Linked DNA regions of Homo sapiens: region 1 is linked to region 2. A link is a contact called in ENCODE Hi-C or POLR2A ChIA-PET data. All regions are on one chromosome and are shown on one strand. Each heading gives the region's core, a stretch centred on a gene start or an enhancer-like site at or near the end of the contact. The rest is flanking DNA. Distances are from core to core; before and after follow the strand shown.

Region 1 (4,625 bases), core at 827-3,326, 90 kb after region 2:
CTCTTACACTTTGTAATATACCTTGATATATGCTGGACAAAGGCCCTTTTTGCCTTGCCTTGCCATTTTTCCCTATTCCGTACTATATCATTTGTCCTGTTTCATTTTTCTTCCCCCCCTTTACTTTTCTTCTCTTTTTCTTCTTAAAATTGACAGTAGATGATATCTCTGCATACTCACCATATGATAGGACTTAATTTTTGTGTTTCTCTTTCATTGACCACCAACTGTAAAGCAAATTTTGAGGTATTAGGTGTATAAAAAGGCTACATTCAGCAATAACAGCCTAAAAACAGCATACTGTGTGTTTCTAAAAACTGTATGTTTTTGGCCACTACAGAAATTTTGGGTTTGTTTTGTTTTGCTTTGGTTTTGACTGCCAGATGGAGCAAAGTGTTCATGTACAGCTCAAACATAGCTCTGTATAATGTTGCCTTTTTTTACTCTTGTCTCCTTACAGTCATTATCTGACTAAAAGTAATTAGTGTGTTGGAAATTTAGAGTGAATAACTTTGAGAGGAAGCACTTATTTTCTTTTATTGCAAGTAAAAGATGTTTTTTGATTCAGTTGAATAGTACTTGAAAGACTGAACGAATGTAGCAAATTCTGTCAGCAAACTGGATAATCCAAAAGTTGAAAATGTGGGGGTCTGCAAAAATCAGTTACAGAAGATTAAAGTACCTTTGGTAGCACATTATTAAGAAAATCCACAGCTGTTTTAAAGTGGGTGTTTCCTCATGGAGAAAAGTCTAAAGTCTCTTGCAGTTACATTCTGATTTCTTCGTAGCTTGCCAAAGGTTGGCAACCTTTGCTCAGTACATGCCTCACACGGCAGGGAGCAGGAGTGTCTCATCATTTCTGGGGTGGGTGGTCTCCTTGGGGGAGCCCAGGGATGCCTTATGCATGGCTGAGAAATTTTCTTTCTGTGGCCCTCTGTACTGTATGGGCTTTAGGGACAAACTTGTGAGGGGGGGTGTGTATGTGTGTGTGTGTGTGTGTGTGTGTAAAACACTCTTCTTGAGCTCTGACTGCAAGAAGAAATGGTTTGAGAAGACAGAGGAAGGCTGAGAAAGGACTTTGAATGTGAAAATGCTATTCTTGTAGCATCCTTAATGCCATTGGTCCTTAGCTTTATAGATCAAGATTGCGAGTGAGCCCCTTATAGGTCTGGGGTTTATTGTTGCTAATACCAGATGAGTTACAGTATGTATTGCAGTCCTTGTATTTTAAGTTACATCTGGTTTCTCTTAAAGTTCCTTAGTAAACCAAAACTGTTGGTGAGTGGAAGCCTGATGCTGAAAATTTTGAAAAGCAACTGTGTCAGATCACAGGATTTTTCTTTGTTTTTTGTTTTCATAGAGTTGTTTTGGGCTTGGTGACTGTTTCATTTAAATCAAGTATAAATGCACAGAGGTAAACAGACACTCCTATTTAGTCTTAAGAACTTGGTTTGATTTGGAATTTTAACTGCCAGGGCCCACTGTTTAGTGTCTAGCCTGCTTTCTATTTCCTGCGCTATTGTTTTGCTTTTGGTCACCTTAGGGGAAAGGCTACAGCTTCCATGGTCCCAAAGTCAGTGGCGCTGTCAGATTATAAACTGAGAAGAGCTGATTCCTTGGTGGACAACCAGAGTTCTTCATGTGATTTTAGTTTACATTTAGTTGGATTTCACATTACAGTACATTTGGTGAATTATTTCCTGAATGAGACTGAGAAATCACTGGGCTCTGGCAACTCTGTACTGCTTCCTCTGCTTTAGGGATTTTCTGTCTGAAATCTTCAGAAAAAGTTGCAATAGAGTTCATGAAAACCCTCAGTTCTAAATGGACACATGAAGAAACACCTTAGGTTTGAAAGGGTGTTTTAAAATTACATTCCTGTCTTGTATTTTTTTTTCTCCTTTTTATTTTTTTTTTCTTTTTGGCCTAAGTTTCAATGACATTCTGGAAGATGAATTTCAGTTGGGTTTTGGGAAACTATTTCCAGCAGCGGTTGAGTCTGGATTTGATTCCACAGAGTTACAGCCGAGGCTTCTCTGCATTGGCCACACCTGCTTTCTTGAGCAACCTGAGAGACACTGCCTGTGGACATTTTCCACTACTTAGTGATTAGTCACCTCACAGTTCTGCTGTTTTTGCCGTGAGATAATTTCACTTTCTCCTTCTGCTCCTGCGTGTTCTATGTCTGTTTTCACCCATCTTTGCTTTTCCCATTTTCCTCTGGATTTATTTATTCTGTCCCTTACATTTCTTTATACATTTGCCTCTTCTTATCCTGGGAACCTCACACCTCTGCTTGTTCCATTTTCACTTGTTTCTGGATGTGTTGTATCTATTCCTTTGAAAAACGTTGCTCTTTTGTAACATGACCTGTCCCAGCATCATCAAGATAGAGACTTTTAAAAAATACTCCCTTTCGTATCTTAGAAGGCAATAGATCTTCTTTCCCAGCCAACCAGCTGGAAAGGCTTTTTTTTGCTTTTCCGTTTTTTGCATTTCCACGTAGACTGCGTTGCTCCTTGCTAGAGAAACCACAAGCATTCCTGTGTGAAATGAAACTCGCTGTTTTGTGATTTTGTGTGTGGGGGTGGAGAGGGGCATGGTAATATTTAGAGTCCCTGGCCTTTGCCTCCCAAAGGTTTGTCATTAACATTTTGTTGATTTTTAAGCTTGCTCTTATATTTAGGACCAGTTTACTGAGTTTACCTCCCATTCCCTTTCTAGCAGGACACCCAAGAGTCCTGTTTGCTCATTTCCTCTTGTCCTGGTCCCACCCTAAGGGTTTTCCATGGGCTCGCACTTCTCAAGGAGTTCTTGGGATCCAGGACCCTTTAGCAACTACTAGCCTTTTTTTTTTTTTTTTTTTTTTTTTTTTTTTTGCCAGAGTCTTCTCCTTAGCAACTGTAATGGCATATTAAGTTACCAGTTAATTCCTTTGTGAGGAAGCGTAGCAGTTTAATATCGAACAAAGGCATGTTTGAGCAAATATTGACAATTGAACACTTTAGCAACATTAAGATGCCTTTTATAATGGATCTGTCTTACAAAGAAAAGCGATAACTTTCTAGTCTCTTATGCTGTCCAAAACTCAGGGACTTCGTAGATTTAGATAACATGATTTCCTTGGTAGTTGGATTTCAGCAATATCATAGACTTTGATAGTGAAGCATGCTTGTATGCTATTTTCAAATAATTTTCATTGGTGCTAACATTTTTAAAAATTCAATTATTGTCTCACTGCTTTAATTTCTTAGTTACTCTAATAACAAAGCCCTTTTATTGTGCAGAGAAGTAACCGTATGTAATTTATAATACGGGATGCTGAACAGGACTTATCGTGTAACCCGCTACAAGACTTTAGAATATACAAGGACTGTATATAAAATAATGAGACCAAGTCTGTGGCTCAGGCATGAAATCAGCCACCTTGTTGAATGTTAAACTACTTTTATATAATGTTCTGTGGATTTGTATTTGTTCATGAGTATGTGAACATTTCTCCTCTATGAAATAAAGCTGTCAATGAGTTCTATGAAATCGTAACACATTTTCTATAGGACGAGTATTTGACGTTATGGTTAAATATAGTACCAATTTATCTACCCAACTATTATCATGTTTCTATGTTTCTACTGGAAAATGCACTCCTAATTGAGATGTCAGAGGTGAGAACTAAAGCCTCTGTGAGACTAGCATTTAAGAATGCAGAAGTAAATATCAGTGAGTCCATGCCAGAGTGGAGCTTATCAGTAAGTGATGTTATGGAGAGTATATATTCAGAGTCTCTGACTAAGGTTTCAGTTCCTTTAAGAGATTGAGTCCGTAAAAAGGGACAGGAAGGGCACAGGTCTTTTAATGCTGTACACCTATGTAATTTCACAAGAGCCAGGACCCCCCATCCAGGTCAGCCACTCTCAAGATATTCAAGACATAACTTCCTTCAGTGATTATTTGTATGTTTAGGTTGTTCTTGGGTAAACTGTGTTAGAACCAGAGATGCCATAAATATCAATGCAGTCTGTCCTTAAGCCTGTGGCTGCCAACTCAGATCAGCTGTGTACAGCTGACCTTTACATCAAAGGCTTCTCTTTTTGCTGCCACAGCAAAAGGTTTGAAGTTCTTGGCAGTCAGCAACACTGTGAAGAACACAAGGGGAAGATGCATTTCCTATCTCAGAAACAACCCATAGGAAGCAACCTTAGCAGTGGTGCTTGGTTTCCTAAGCCATTCTGCATAAGACATAACATACTGACACTTAACACATTTGCAGTATTTTTCCTTCTACTATCTTAAAAAAAAATATATGTAGTTTTAAAGTCATCCTATGAATGATTAGGCTTCTGTGAGCCAAACCTAGGTCAGTAGCCGTCATTAAAAATTTTTTTTGGTTGGAAAAATATGTTGTATATTTCACATAACCAGTTCATATAAACACTTACAGAATATAATCCATTCATAAGTTTGCGGTTCCCAAGTGTGTGTTTAGCATGTGCCATATATACTTATAGATTTGACATTATATAGGAGCCCCTCACTATAAGTGCCTAAAGGTTGCTAGATGATTACTAATGTATTCTTCCCCTACCAAATTGACAATTCTCTGCTACTGAATAAAAAATGGAACT
Region 2 (4,869 bases), core at 2,354-4,853:
TACAATGAGAAGGGCATGACATGACCCCTGATTACTTTTACACCTTTCTTGCTTCTGAATCCTTGTTTTTGAAACATAGGAAAGAACTATTTTGTTGACAACATTGCAGTTTCATATAGTTCATCCTAATAAATGTATAACAAAACTATCATGAGATAATATAGGAGATTTTGTAACAATCTGGTAAGAAAGGAAAAGTATTGCGAGTTCTGAACATTCAGTTACATGTGGAAAACTTGTATAAAGTGAATTTATTGCATTTGTTGTCATCACTTTTCTGAAAAAGAGAACTCTTGCAACTAAAATAAAATTCTTTTTTATCCAGTGTCTAGAATAGTACCTGCCACACTGTAGGCACTCAATAATGTTTTGTTGAATAAATAAATGAAAGATGTCATTTTTATTTGTAGTTGGCTTTGAACATCCAATTTTTTTCTTTTTCTTTTTCTTTTTCTTTTTTTTTTTTTTTTTTGAGACGGAGTCTTACTCTGTTGCCCAGGCTGCAGTGCAGTGGCACTATCTCGGCTCACTGCAACCTTTGCTTCCTGGGTTGACGCCATTCTCCTGCCTCAGCCTCCTGAGTAGCTGGGACTTCATGTTCATGCCACCATACCTGGCTAATTTTTTTATTTTTAGTAGAGACAGGGTTTCACCATGTTGACCAGGCTGGTCTCGAACTCCTGTCCTCAGGTGATCCACCCACCTCGGCCTCCCAAAGTGCTGGGGTTACAGGTGTGAATCACCACATCCGGCCCAATTTTTAGGTTTTATTTAACAGACATTTTCTTCCTCCCAACTTCTAGCACTGGACAACCTCTGGTGTGTTTTCTCTTTCTTTTCCAACATGTCATTTAAATCAGGGGTCCCCAGCCCCCAGGCTGTGCACTGGTATCGGCCTGTTAGGAATTGGGTCACACAGCAGGAGGTGAGCGGTAGCCAAGTGAGCATTACTGCCTGAGCTCCCCTTCCTGTCAGATCAGCGGCAGCATTAGATTCTCATAGGAGCATGAACCCTATTGTGAACTGTGCATTCAAGGGATCTAGGTTATGCACTCCTTATGAGAATCTAATGCCTGATGATCTGCGGTGGGACAGTTTCATCCCGAAACCATCTCCCTGCCCCTGCATTCGGTGAAAAAATTGTCTTCCATGAAACTGGTCCCTGATGCCAAAAAGGTTGGAGATGGTTGGTTTAAATAGAATCATATGCTATAGTCTTTTGTCTTCTTTTATTTATTAAATCCTTTGAGATTCATCTCATTTGAGGTTGTTGGGTGTGTCAGTAGTTCATTGCTTTGGTTCTGAGTAGTGGTCTATTGTATGGGTATATCACATTAAAAACATTCATTCACTAGTTGATGGAATTTGAGTCATTTTTAATTTAAGGCTTTTATGAATGAAGGTGCTGTAAAATGCACATAGAGGTCTTTGTGTAAACATATATTTTCACTTCTTTTGTATGAGTGCCTTGGAGTGTAATTGTTGGCTCATGTAAGTGTGTGTTTCACTTTCTAAGAAAGTGCCAGATTATTTTCTAAAGTAGCTATGCCATTTCAAATTCCCACCAGCAATATAGGAGAGTTTTAGTTGTTTCACATCCTTGTCAGCACCTGTTATTATCTATCTTTTGAAATGTTAGTCATTCTGGTGGATACTTAGTAGTTTCTGATTGTGGACTTATTTGCATTTCTCTGAGAACCAATATCGAGCATTTTTTAATGTGCTTAATCATTGTTTCCTTTGGTGAAGTATATGTTTGAGATTTTGCTAATTTTTTATTGGATTAAAAAGCATTAAGAGTTCTGGATATAGGTTCTTCATAAGATATAGGTTTTGTAAATAGCTTTTTCCTCAGTCTGTGGCTTTGTTCTGCATTTCAGACATTTTTCATTGGATTATTTTATAGTTTTTATGTCTCTGGTAAAATTTCCCTTTCTATACAGACACATTGATAATATTTTTCATTAGATCCTTATATTAATTGTAGTTATTTTAAAAGTTCTATCTGATATTTACAAGTCTGGGCCATCTTGAGGTCTATTTCATTTGACTATGCTATCTGTTGATGATAGGCTTGTGGGTTTTTTTTTTCCCTCCACTTTTGTGTCTTGTAATTTTTTATTGAATATTGGTATTGTGTGTTAAAGAGCAATAGTCTGTGGTAAATAAAATTAATACCCACAATGGTTACTTTTTTTGTTTCTTCAGTTCGTTAATATAGGGGAGTGTGTCAGTAGTCAGTATTGTCAGCAGTTGAGCTGGGTTTGAATTTTGCTGTTGCTGTAGTTACCTTGAGTGCAAACAGACTTCAGATTTCTCCAGTGGTGGATGGATTGCTGCTGCTACATTGAGCTTAATATGAGTCCCGGAGTGTGGTACAGTTTTCTGTGTTCCTGATCTACCTTTGGCTTTCTGCCAGCTCTGTACAGCTGTGCCACAGGGGTCTGTGTTATTGCCACTTCCCCAGTAGTAGACTACTGCTTGTTATTACTTGGTAAAAAGTTCATGGAAGGGTAAGTGGGTGGTTTGGTAGTCTGTCACTTCCCAGCCTCAGTTTTAGTCAGGTCTTGTGTGCCGAAGCCTCAGGAAAGGGGCATTCTCAGTGTTCCCACCTCTCTCAAAAACAACCATTTTTGAAATCTGCAAGATCAATTTTAATAGTATCTTGTTCCCTTAACATACTTTTGATAACTTCTCTTGTGTTTTTAAGCATAAGTATTCTGTATAATATTATTATAGTGCCTGCATTATTTTAGTGGTCTTTTTCTGTTGACTCTCACTAATCATGGCTTTTCCTCTCATATCTTTGGTGGTTTGATTGTACTTGTTGAAGCCCGTATTTAAACTCCTTGGCCTCAGAGAGTATTTTTGTCTTTATCTGCCTGGGAATACAGCCATAACTAAATGAATCTGTTTTGCTTTGTTCATGAATTCTATCGCCAATAGTGCATAAATACAATCTTGTGTTTAGGAATTCAGAGGAGAGAGGTTTTTCATTCCCCTTGCTTCACCAAGGCAAAACCAGGCACTCATCTACACTGTGAATCACTAAGGGAAAGTTTTATTTTATTTCATCTTCTGAGACTTTATGTGTTTTGATCTGAAATTTATTTTCTATTCTTTAAACATTTTTTAAAACCCACGCTGTAGACCACCAGGTATTAGTGGACATTTTGCTGGCAAATGCTGGCTCTAGCCCTAATTTACCCGTCTATTTCTTTGTTATCATTTCTGATCTCTAATGAATTTTATAACCTTGCAAAAGTATGGTTTTATATTTTACTCAGCATTTTGAGATATTTTCTGTTTAAACATGTATAGTCGGTTTCATCTGAACATCCAGTTTACCCTCTTGCTAGACGTACAAGTTCCTTATGTTCTCATACTTCTGGCCAAGCAGTTGATATATTATATTGGTAAAATAAAAACTTCAGCCAAATTAAATTTAAAGGAGCTTAATTGAGCAATGAATGATTTGCAAATCGGGCAGTCCCCAGAATCACAGCAGATTCAGAGACTCCAGGGGTGCCTTGTGGTCAGAACAAATTTATAGACAAAAAAACGTAAAATGACCTACTTTCACTTTCAGAAGTGAGGTGCAGAAAGAGTGAGATTGGTTACAGCTCGGCATTTGCCTTGTTTGAACACAGGTTGAACATTCAGCAGACTGTGAGTGGTTGAAGTAGGCCACTGAGATTGGCCAACACTCAGCTATTGTTTCAGGTGCATATTACTAAGTTAGGTTTTCAATTTTGTCTCACTGTTAAGCTAGGTTATAGTTCATCTATAAGGACTCAAATATAGAAGTACTGAGTCCTTCTCAGGCCATATTTAGTTTGCTTTAACAATATCCTAATTATGTTCTTTTCCTTCAGCCAGCATTTTAATTCTAATAGGTTGCTGAATGTGACTTTTAATTTTTGAATCCTTATCCAAGCACACAGAAGGTGGGAAGAAGTGTGATGTAGTATAAAAGTGCTTGGATTTTTCATTCAAGTGTATATATGCTGGAAATACAAAATCAGCATTTATTAGCTGTATGCTCTTGGGCAAGTTACTTAGTGTTTGAATCTCTTTCTTCACCTGTTAAATGGAATAGTGAGGCCTTCCTTTTATGGGACTAAAGACAGAAAACCAATCTACCTAAAACCTCCTACCTTGCATGACCCCTCCCACCATGCATAGTAGCCATTCAATTGCTGATATGGCACTCTTTTTCTCTTTCTTAATTGAATTATTTAGGATATACTTGTTTTTTCCTTGAGTTCCTCCCTGGAAACAACTTTAAATAAGATACTAAAAAATTTCAGCTATTTGCTCCTATTTAACTTGTCTACTTAATATTTAAATTCCTTTGATAAATATATTAGACATAATGGGTTATTCTCACTTTTCAATAATGATCTAGATGAAAGAGGCTTACAATTTGGTCAGCTAGAAGGAAAAAATTTCAATTTAGTGCCACTGACAGTTTTAAGGAAGGCAAATTACTTACCAAACTAGGATTTCATTTTATTTTCAAACTAATTACTGTGTGTTTGTACCTCTGTAGATTATATAAGTAGGCTCCAGAAGAAACTACTTGCTTATTCTTCTTGGCCTTTTAGTCCTTTTAAAAGCTAATTTGTAAAGAATGACATGTAAGTTTAGATATACAATTTCTCATAGCTATTAATGATATTTCTTTACCAAACTATGAGAACACAGTAATGATTTTTTAAAGTGAAGGTATGAGGTATTTGAGGGAATTTTATGAAGTCTGGTCCCATTTGTTCACTGGAATTATGAAAAAAATATAGCAAAAGTAGAAGTCTTTGGATACTCTTATAATTCTTAGGGAAGGTAGTTTTAACCTTAATTCTCAGGGTT

What was found. A loop is a pair of places that touch in the nucleus more often than their neighbours do. ChIA-PET counts read pairs that join two places held with the same protein, here RNA polymerase II (POLR2A). Pooled maps may share reads with other maps.
Region 1: a loop to region 2 is called in a map of mammary epithelial cell, with 3 times the contacts of the local background. The contact joins two enhancer-like sites. A Hi-C loop is called at or near these places in 3 of 168 maps with a recorded cell type or tissue (Calu3, chondrocyte and mammary epithelial cell) and 2 of 50 pooled maps. POLR2A ChIA-PET finds 5 or more read pairs at or near these places in 3 of 52 experiments (BJ, GM12878 and MCF 10A).

Annotation. Positions count from the first base shown.
Region 1 is chr10:58,753,780-58,758,404 of GRCh38, forward strand. All of the region lies in intron 3 of BICC1 (BicC family RNA binding protein 1), which reads left to right. Among named protein-coding and RNA genes, the nearest start is that of BICC1, 240 kb to the left of the region's middle. Within about 2 kb of position 2,077, at least 7 of the 41 ENCODE cell types and tissues checked have a DNase peak (open chromatin) inside an H3K27ac peak, as active enhancers do; they include mammary epithelial cell, where a contact is called at or near this core.
Region 2 is chr10:58,662,613-58,667,481 of GRCh38, forward strand. The region is part of intron 2 of BICC1 (BicC family RNA binding protein 1); the gene reads left to right. Among named protein-coding and RNA genes, the nearest start is that of BICC1, 150 kb to the left of the region's middle. Within about 2 kb of position 3,604, at least 6 of the 41 ENCODE cell types and tissues checked have a DNase peak (open chromatin) inside an H3K27ac peak, as active enhancers do; they include mammary epithelial cell, where a contact is called at or near this core.